2 separate regions of the Homo sapiens genome follow, and region 2 is linked to region 1. A link is a contact called in ENCODE Hi-C or POLR2A ChIA-PET data. All regions are on one chromosome and are shown on one strand. Each heading gives the region's core, a stretch centred on a gene start or an enhancer-like site at or near the end of the contact. The rest is flanking DNA. Distances are from core to core; before and after follow the strand shown.

Region 1 (4,849 bases), core at 951-3,450:
TACTACAGATCTGAAGGCAATTATGTTCTGAACATAAGCAGCAGCCTTGTAGGAATAAATAATCTCCCAAAGGAATTGCTTTGAAGGGAACCATACCATTGTAGGAATGATGGTATGGTCTCAGTGTTTAAAAAAGCATCCATTGTGATCACCTGGGGTTTGCGTTGTTATTTCTGTAGCTGCAGTTTTTACTTTGTGTGCATGTGTGTACGTATGTATGTGTCTGCCGTGTGTTTACTGCTATTGGAATGCCTTGGCACAGCACAGGCCTCCCCAAGTGTCCACCCTCAGCTCAGTTTAGCTAATACAACTAAAAGGAGCCATAGCCCTAGGAAAAGACATTGGATGGGCTGAAATTGCCCTAGAGGTTCCCCTGGTTGCAGGAGCAGGAGAAAGGCATGTTTGGCATTCGTTTGGCTGCTCCTGGAGGAGTCCTGGGGAAAGGGGGTTTGGGACTTACTCATACAGGTTTTCTATGTGACAGAGATGGTTTCTTGTGATCTCGCATGCTAACCACTGTTAGGAACAGACTCTATCAGCTTGTTTAATTCTTAAGACAACCTCCTTGGAAAGGTAGCATTGTTCTCATTTTATAGATGAGAAAATTTGAGACACAGAAAAGTTAAACTACATAATCAATTAGCTAATAACTAGCAGAGCCTGGATTTAAACTCAATTTGATTCCAAAACCCAGGCTCTTTCCACTAGCCAACACTATCTCTTCCCTTTGCCTCCTGGCCTCTGTGAAATGATTCCATAAGTCTCTCTCACCCTGGAGGGCCCCCAAATATGAAACCCATTTCATTTATTTCAGGAAAGGCAATGTTCCCAGTGGCCCACCAGACACTTAGTGTTGAGACTCATTTGCTTCTATTACTAACTCCCTTTGTAACCTTGGCAAACTCCTTAAGTTGCCTGGGCCTTGATGCAACTAGATGCAACTTCCAGCTGTAAAACTCAGTGACTGAATTCTGTGCACCCAGCCCAGTCCCGGCAGGTGGCGTGCCTCCTGTCCTGTGGGCTGTGCACAGCTCACCTCCAGGGTGCGGTCTTCTCTGAGCTCCTGAGCTAGAAGCTTGCCCCACTGCAACAGCATATGCTGCTTGTGGTCCATTTTACACTTGCCTGGCTCATCTTATTCATTCTCCTTTCATATCTTACCTGAACTCATCTGCATTCCTCATATATTTTATTTAACTCCTACACAGTATTCCAATTTATGAATAAACCATATATTTTAATTCCCCACGAGAGGTGGTTATTTCCAGTCTTTGCACAAAGAGTGCTGTGACCAATATTCTTTTACTTGGTTTCTTATGTACATGTGCAAGAGATTCTCTAGAGTAAATGTTCAGAAATGGAATTGCTGAGTCATAGGGTTTACGCATGATTGCCAAATTGTTCCCTGAAATGGCAGTACCAACATGCACCCCCATTAGCAACGTGTAAGACTTCCTTCTGCTTCTCATATCCTCACCAATACCTATCAAGCTTATTTTTTTTTTCCAAACTAACATTTTGACTGCATTTGACTTAATGCATTACATTTTCTTCTTTATATTTACACATCTTCCCTACTGGGCTATAAACTTTGTAAGGGCCGAATCCTTGCTTAATTCATTTTTATATTCCTCTCATAAAATTTATGGCGCTAAATAAAATAAGGGGTTGTGAACAAATCAATAAAATACAGAATTAATTTATCTTGACCCAAGATGATGATGAGTTCCATGTGGGCAGGGATGAGGCTTTCTACCTTTACTAATCTGGGGTGAAGACATAGGTAGGGAATCCCCATAAACTGCAGAGGTGGTTGCACAGTGGTCAAAGCTGGCCTACAGACAAGGCTTCAAGATCTGTAGAAGACTGCAACCAATCTTTCAGAGATCTTAGCTGTAGATAATTTTTATCACAGTATTCACTGAATATTTATTGATGGTTGTTGAATAGCCAACTTCCCAGTCTCTGGGGCTGTCTTTTTTAAGTAGCAAGAAGGCTGTTTCTGAATGGAACTTCCCCACCCCCAGCCCCACCCCATTACTAAGGGCTGGAGAGAATCCATATGTCCTTCAGACCAGGGTGCTGCCTGACCTATGGTAAATGCCTCTCCTTTTTGTCACTGCAGCATTTCCAGGCTGACTCATTTTCTAAATAAGCCACTTGTGGTTTTTGGTCTGACATCACATGTGGAAGAATGAGTAATTTTTTAAGAACCAGAATTATATTCTATCAGAATAAGAAACATTGTGTATGTTACTCATGGTTTTAGGACAAGGGGTCAACACTGGTCACAGATGTCCTAACTTTCTCCCAGTCCTTCTTTCCCTGGGGTCAGGGGATGGAGAGAGAATGTAAAGAGGTGGATATGCTGTAAATTTTTGTGTGCACCTCTTATCACACTGTGTAAAATTTAATACAATTGTCTTGTTGACTTTGCTAGATTAAATAAAAGTAATATGGCAAAGTAGCTCAGGCCATGAGTTCTGCTGCTGCACTGCTTAGGTTGGTTCAAATCCCAGCTCTGCCACTTGCCCAGCTGAGTGACCCTGAGTGAGTTATTGACCTTGATGTGCCTCCATTTCTCATTTATAAAATAATAACAGCACCTACCATATAGGCTTATTATAAGGAACACATAAGTTGATGAGCATTAAGTATTTAGAATAGTGCCTGACTATGGAAGTGTCAGCAAATATTCCTATGAATCCATCACAATGTTTATGTTTATCGTAAGTGCTCAATAAATGTTTTGACTAAATGAATGACTTCTCTTAAAACATATTTGGAATCGGGGATAGAAGCAATGGCTAGTGGCAGACTCTTGGTTTGTGAAGGGGGTCAGAGTATGCTACCTCAAAATATGCCACTTTGGCATATTGTTTATGTTGAGCTGAAGGCAACAGAACAACAACAGATGCAGGAAAGGTTTTCCGACTTCCCCCTTCCTGTCTGAAGCAGGACTAAAACTTCTTGTGGGAAGGGTGCCTCTCCCCCAGAAGGAAGAAGGGAACAAACATTCTTATCACCAGAGACAGGGAGTTGACACTGAGATGAATCTCCACAGACAAAACCTTACTAAAACTTGTAACCCTTCTCTCCCATTAGTTTCTCCCATATATTTCCTACTTTCCCACAATTTACTGGCTGACTAGCCCAGACGCCTTTGTTTTGTCATATCGTCACAATTTATCATTCTTTGTTTAAAATGGTATACAAGTTTTGGGCTTAACAGCTTGGGTCTTCATTTTCCTTATGAAGATTCCCACGTACGCATAAAAATATTAAATAAAATGTGTATACGTTTGTCCTGTTCATCTGTCTTATGTATGCTTAATTTTCAGGCCCAGCCACAGAACGTTAAGAGGACATCTGCCTCCCCTACAGCTGGAAACAGAAGGAACTCTAAAGGTCAATTGCCTTGCGCCCAGGTACCCCACGCATTGGTTTGGTTGGTTTGTTCCTTAGTTATGTGTGTTGTGGGAGGAGGGCTCTCACCCCCCAGGGGTCACTCAATGGGAGGTTCTACTTCCTGTTTTCTAAGTGTAAGAAGAGGGTACGGTGCTCAATCCTTGAACTGTGAAAACAGAGAATGAGTAAGAAAGGAGACCCTGGTTCTCGGAGAAATTCATTCTCTGACCTTGCAGCATCTACTGCCCGTGAAGAGAAGTTAAGATAGTGGCATTTGGAGGAGGTTATCTTGTTGAGTTAGTAGGATGGGTGTCATGTGTAGGAAATTATCTAGATACTTATTAACATTCAGATATTAACATTTTAATATATGGATTTTTTATTGGTGCAGATGTAGTGTTTATCTTCACAGCATCCGTGGTCTTTGGGAAAATATACTTGAGTATCAGGGAGTCATGAAGCAGCCAGAGTGAAATCCCTCAGAGCCCACCCTCAATTGCAGGCCTCTTTAGGATGCCTTCGTTGAGATCTGTGGGAGCCTGGTTGTCAGAGCAGGTTGGTCCAGCCTCATTGGCACCACCATGTGGGCCTCAGCTGAGGAGCTTGATGATAGACCAGGCAAGTGAGTCTAAATTGACTCCTCCGGGAGCAAGGGTTCTGTGCTTATTTGAAAGGTTACAAAGTCCGTAATATAGGTAGAAACGCTGAGTTGCTGAAGGAAGGCTAGGTGTCTTGGAGGAGACAGATTCACTGGGGAGGTGCGAGGAGGCCCAGAAGTGGTATGTAAAGGACAGACACATTCTCAAACACTTGCAAACACATGTACACCTGCAGTCACACACACAAACTGACACAAACAGCTTCACACACCTAGATTTTTCACTCCCTACACTCAAGCACACACACACACACACCCCTCATGGACACTCTCTCAGCCTAAAGGGTGGCCAAGGGGTCAAGACCTCATGGCTGAATCAAATGTTGGTGAATGCTGCTGCTTTTATTACACCAAAGGTCTTAACGTTTATTAGGAGATGAACACAAAGCTTGGCATACTGCTGTCATAGTGGCATGCATTCTCCTCTATAGTGCAGCTCTGGAGTTCAAGGTTACTGCAGATTGCACATAAGAACCACTCTTCAGAGGGGAGAAAAGGGGAAACTGCAGATCCTTGTTCTCCCGAATATCAGCAGACTCAAGGTGCTTCACCACCACAGCAGCCTAAGATCTTGTAAGTTGGGTGGGTGTGCTTTAAACAGTAACACAGGTATGACAAGGGATCCAGGTCGGGGAAAGTTCCTAAAACTTAGGGCCAAGAGTACTTTTGGGGAAGTATATACTTCCCAAACAGGTATCACTGAATGGGGGCGGGGCATGCTTAGCACTGCAACTGAGCTAGGTTAAGCTGCCAGGAGTCCACGATTAATCCTGGTTTCACAGG
Region 2 (4,849 bases), core at 1,696-4,195, 450 kb before region 1:
TTTTACTTCTACTTTAAGGGGTTCTGAAATGCAAGGACCATGTCTCCCTGAACTTTATATTCCTCAAAGCAGCTAACAGTTGAAAGTAGATTCTTAGAAATTGTTGAATGAATGGTGCTCTTTATTCTTTTTTTCCTTTCATTCCATGCTGGGTTACAGTCTATAGAGAGGCATTCTGGTTCTTTAGATTTATGTGATAGTGATTCGGTATTCATGAAAAAGGGTTAGGAAAATATTGTAATTGTTAACTTTTCTCCATTGATATTCAGCAGATATTTGAGTACCTAATTTTGTGCAATGTCCTATACTGGATGATGGATTATAACAAGATTATAGGAAATACATGTAGTTCTTCAATGCTTTGGTATATAATTATGTAGGTTATATTTTCTTTTTTGAGATGGGGTTTCATTTTGTCACCCAGGCTAGAGTGCAGTGATGCAGTCACGGCTCACTCCAGCCTCGACCTCCTGGGCTCAGACAATCCTTCTATCTTAGCCTCCTGAGTAGCTGGGACTGTAGGCATGACTACCATGCCTGATTAAATTTTTTTTTTTTTTTTTTTTTTTTTTTTTGAGATGGAGTCTCGCACTGTCTCCCGGGCTGGAGTGCAATGGCGTGATCTTGGCTCAATGCGACCTCCGCCTCCTGGGTTCATGCAGTTCTCCTGCCTCAGCCTCCCGAGTAGCTGGGATTACAGGCGCCCATCACCACACCTGGCTAATTTTTTGTATTTTTAGTAGAGATGGGGTTTCACTATGTTGGCCAGACTGGTCGCGAACTCCTGACCTGGTGATCTGCCTGCCTCGGCCTCCCAAAGTGCTGGGATTACAGGCATGAGCCACTGTGCCTGGCTGCCCAGCTAATTAAAAACAATTTTTTTGTAGAGTTGATGTTCCCCCTCAGTTGCCCAGGCTGATCTGGAATTCCTGGGCTCAAGCACTCCTCCCACCTCGGCCTCCCAAAGTGTTGAGATTACAGGTGTGAGCCTGACCCTAGGTTATATTTTTGTGTTTCATTTACTATTTTATCCTCTGGCAAAATAGCAGGGTATAATTTAGAGCTTTAATGAATTAATGGTGTAACTAACAGTGAAAACTGTGTGTGTGTGTGTGTGTGTGTGTGTGTGTGACAGTCTCTGGCCCCCATGCTGGAGTGCAGTGGCACGATCATAGCTCACTGCAGCCTCAAACTCCTGTGCTCAAGTGATCCTCCCGCCTCAGCCTCCTTAGTAGCTGAGACTAGAGGCATGTGTCACCATGCCCAGCTAATTTTGTTTTATTTTTATAAAGATGAGGTGTCACTCTGTTGACCAGGGTGGTCTTGAACTCCTTGGCTCAAGCCATTCTACTGCTTTGATTTCCCAAATTACTGAGATTACAGGCATGAACCACCATGCCTGGCCAGGGAAAAATTTTAAACATGTCTTTCTTTTGAGAAAATTATTATTGAAAAGTTGGTTAAAAGTAATTTCTGAAGAACAAATGATATTATCAGTTTTACAGGTGTCTTACTGTAACTCTTAGAAGTTGTTAAAGTTTACTATTGAGCGCACCACTAAAGACTAGGGAATTTTTCTTTTTCTTTTCTTTCTTTCTTTTTTTCTGAGACTGAGTTTTGCTCTTGTTACCCAGGCTGGAGTGCAATGGCGTGATCTTGGCTCACTGCAACCTCTGCCTCCTGTGTTCCAGCAATTCTCCTGCCTCAGCCTCCCAAGTAGCTGGCATTACAGGCATGTGCCACCACGCCTGGGTAATTTTGTATTTTTAGTAGAGACTGGGTTTCTCCATGTTGGTCAGGCTGGTCTTGAACTCCCGACCTCAGGTGATCCGCCCACGTCGGCCTCCTAAAGTGCTGGGATTACAGGCGTGAGCCACCGCATCCGGCCGATGGGAATTTTTCTATTTGAAAGCCATTGACTCCAGAAGGAAGTGTAGGGGAGCTGGCTGAATCAGATGGTTACTTTTTTTTTTTTGAAGCAGAATCTCACTCTGTCACTCAGGCTGGAGGACAGTGGTGCGATCTCGGCTCACAGCCACCTCTGCTTCCTGGGTTCACATGATTCTCGTGCCTCAGCCATCTGAGTAGGGAATACAGGTGTGCACCACCACATCCGGCTAATATAGATGGTTACTTCTTGAAACTGCTTTGGTAAGATGTAAACTTGGGGGAATACCTCTTCTCTTGAGGACACATCTCCTCTGCCAAATGAGTGATGCCAGTGTGTAGAATGAATGATTCACTTATATTCTGTGTCCTTATCTTTGAGGAGGGCTAATTTTTTTTAACCACTTGTTGAATATGCAAGATTTACTGTGAAAATTAATGCCTTTAGTATGAAAGAGAAATTAGTGTGGAAATTGTTAGTGTTTCCAGGTGATTTTTTTCCCCCTTCCTTCCTACTTCATTATGTAGCTTTTTTTTTTTTTTTTTTAACTTCGCTGTTACTTGGCTATCTGAATAATCATTCCTAAACCATATTTTATTTGTACATTGTGTGTTTTGGTACTTGTGTTAATGGTGTACTTTGAATACACATCTGTTTATTTTAAAAATCAGCAGTTGCTGACTAGATGAAGAAAACAATGACTGATTTGAAGGTGAAAAGAAAAACTCGGGTTAAAAAAGAGTCCAGACAATGTGATTTAAAATGAAAATAATTTAAGCTTATTTGTGGTGAGAGTTAAAAATAAAGTTGGCTCCAGGTATCATTTGTGGAACTGATTTGTTTTAGCATAATTGTTTTTGAACTAGCTCGTTTTTAACTTGTATTTTTAAAGTTACACTTTTAAAATGTAGGAGTCTGTTTTGTAAACTTGTACAGCCCCTGCTAACTTTTAGAAGAGTAGAGTGGCTTATTTCTTCATGTGTGTTTATTCTGGGCTGTCATCTGATGAAGTTACCAGTTTGTGGTCAGAAATTGAGAAAGAGGAGTGAGGAAACGAAAAATATTGACACGTACACATCACCTTGCAGTGCATGAGAGTGCCCTTTTGGACTGGTTAGGAAACTAACATTTGAGCATATTTGCTCAGCAGAAACTTTTTATGTGTGAAAGTTATTTTTTTTCCAGTGTTGTGACCACTTAAAATTTATTTATTTGTTTTGTTTGTTTGTTTGTTTGTTTGAGACAGGGTCTCACTCTGTTGCCCAGGCTGGAATGCAGTGGCACAATCATGGCTCACTGCAACCTGGACCTCCCTGGGCTCAGGTGATCCTCCCACTTCAGCCTCTTGAATAGCTGGGACTACACATGTGCTACACCGTGCATGGCTGATTTTTTGTAGAGATGGGGTTTCTCCATGTTGTCCAGGCTGGTCTCAAGCTTCTAGGCTCAAGCAGTCTGCTTGCCTCAACCTCTCAAAGTGCTGAGATTACAGGGGTGAGCCACCATGCCTGGCCTGAATTTCTTTTTTTTTTTTTTTGAGATGGAGTCTCGCTCTGTCGCCCAGGCTGGAGTGCAGTGGCGCGATCTCAGCTCACTGCAGCCTTCGCCTCCTGGGTTCCCGCCATTCTCCTGCCTCAGCCTTCCGAGTAGCTGGGACTGCAGGTGCCCGCCACCACACCAGGCTAATTTTTTGTATTTTTAGTAGAGACGGGGTTTCACCATGTTAGCCAGGATGGTCTCGATCTCCTGACCTCGTGATCTGCCCGCCTCGGCCTCCCAAAGTGCTGGGATTACAGGCGTGAGCCACCACGCCTGGCCGGTAATGAAGATTTTAATAATGACTTTAAAAACCAGGCACAGTGGCTCACTCCTGTAATCCTAGCACTTTGGGAGGCCAAGGTGGGTGGATCATTTGAGGTCAGGAGTTTGAGACCAGCCTGGCCAACACATTGAAACCCTTTCTCTACTAAAATCACAAAAATTAGGCTGGGCGTGGTGGCTCACACCTGTAATCCCAGCGTTTTGGGAGGCTGAGGCAGGTGGCTCCTGAGGTCAGGAGTTTGAGACAAGTCTGGCCAACATAGTAAAACCCGTCTCTACTAAATATACAAAAAATTAGCCGGGTGTGGTGGTGTGTGCCTATAATCCCAGCTACTCGGGAGGCTGAGGCAGGAGAATCATGTGAACCCGGGAGGTGGAGGTTGCAATGAGCCGATATTGTGCCATTGCACTCCGGCCTGGCAATAGTGTGAGACTCTGTCTCAAAAAAAAAAAAAAGACAAATACAAAAATTAGCAGGGCGTTGGTGGTGCGCACCTGTAGTCCCAGCCACTCAGGAGGATGAGGTAGGAGAATTACTTGAACCTGGAGGCAGAGGTTGCAGTGAGCTGAGATCGTGCCACTGCACTCCAGCGTGGGTGACAGAGGAAGACTCCACCTCAAAAAAAAGACTTAAAAGAAACCGGTAATATCGTTATTATATTTCTGCCTGTCTTAATTCTTTATCCATTTGCTGTAGATTATAATGTTAGCTGCATGAATGAAAGATTATATTTTTCCAGCTACTCAGGAGGCTGAGGTGGGAGGATTGCTTGAGCCCAGGAGTTTGAGGCTACAGTGAGCTATGATGAAGCTACTGCACTTCCAGCCTAGGTGACAAAGGGAGACTCCGTCTCTAAAAAACAAAGATTAGATTTTTGATACACCATCTATTAGTATATTATTTAATGAGTAAAAAGAAAGGATAAGTTATAAAAAAGCATTAAGAATATGACTGCTCTAATGAATTTAAGCTAAATCCTTTGTTGTTTAGAAGTGAAGTAAAAATCTCTTAAATATGAAGAAAAATTTTAATTGCTTGTGATATATAAGACATGGTATATACAGTCTTTTTCTTTCCTCCACACAGAGGTCTGATGCATTATTTACAAACAATATTTATTTAAAAGTAATGTAATAAGC

Evidence for each region. A loop is a pair of places that touch in the nucleus more often than their neighbours do. ChIA-PET counts read pairs that join two places held with the same protein, here RNA polymerase II (POLR2A). Pooled maps may share reads with other maps.
Region 2: a map with no recorded cell type shows a loop between it and region 1 (7-fold over the local background). The contact joins two enhancer-like sites. A Hi-C loop is called at or near these places in 5 of 37 single-sample maps with no recorded cell type and 6 of 50 pooled maps. POLR2A ChIA-PET finds 5 or more read pairs at or near these places in 1 of 52 experiments (WTC11).

Annotation. Positions count from the first base shown.
Region 1 is chr3:12,190,947-12,195,795 of GRCh38, reverse strand. It overlaps SYN2 (synapsin II), which reads right to left. Exons shown (of 13, transcript NM_133625.6): 13 at 3,764-4,849. Among named protein-coding and RNA genes, the nearest start is that of TIMP4, 34 kb to the right of the region's middle. RefSeq lists an enhancer at 906-955. Within about 2 kb of position 2,200, at least 13 of the 41 ENCODE cell types and tissues checked have a DNase peak (open chromatin) inside an H3K27ac peak, as active enhancers do.
Region 2 is chr3:12,645,872-12,650,720 of GRCh38, reverse strand. All of the region lies in intron 1 of RAF1 (Raf-1 proto-oncogene, serine/threonine kinase), which reads left to right. Among named protein-coding and RNA genes, the nearest start is that of RAF1, 16 kb to the left of the region's middle. RefSeq lists an enhancer at 1,944-1,993. Within about 2 kb of position 2,945, at least 5 of the 41 ENCODE cell types and tissues checked have a DNase peak (open chromatin) inside an H3K27ac peak, as active enhancers do.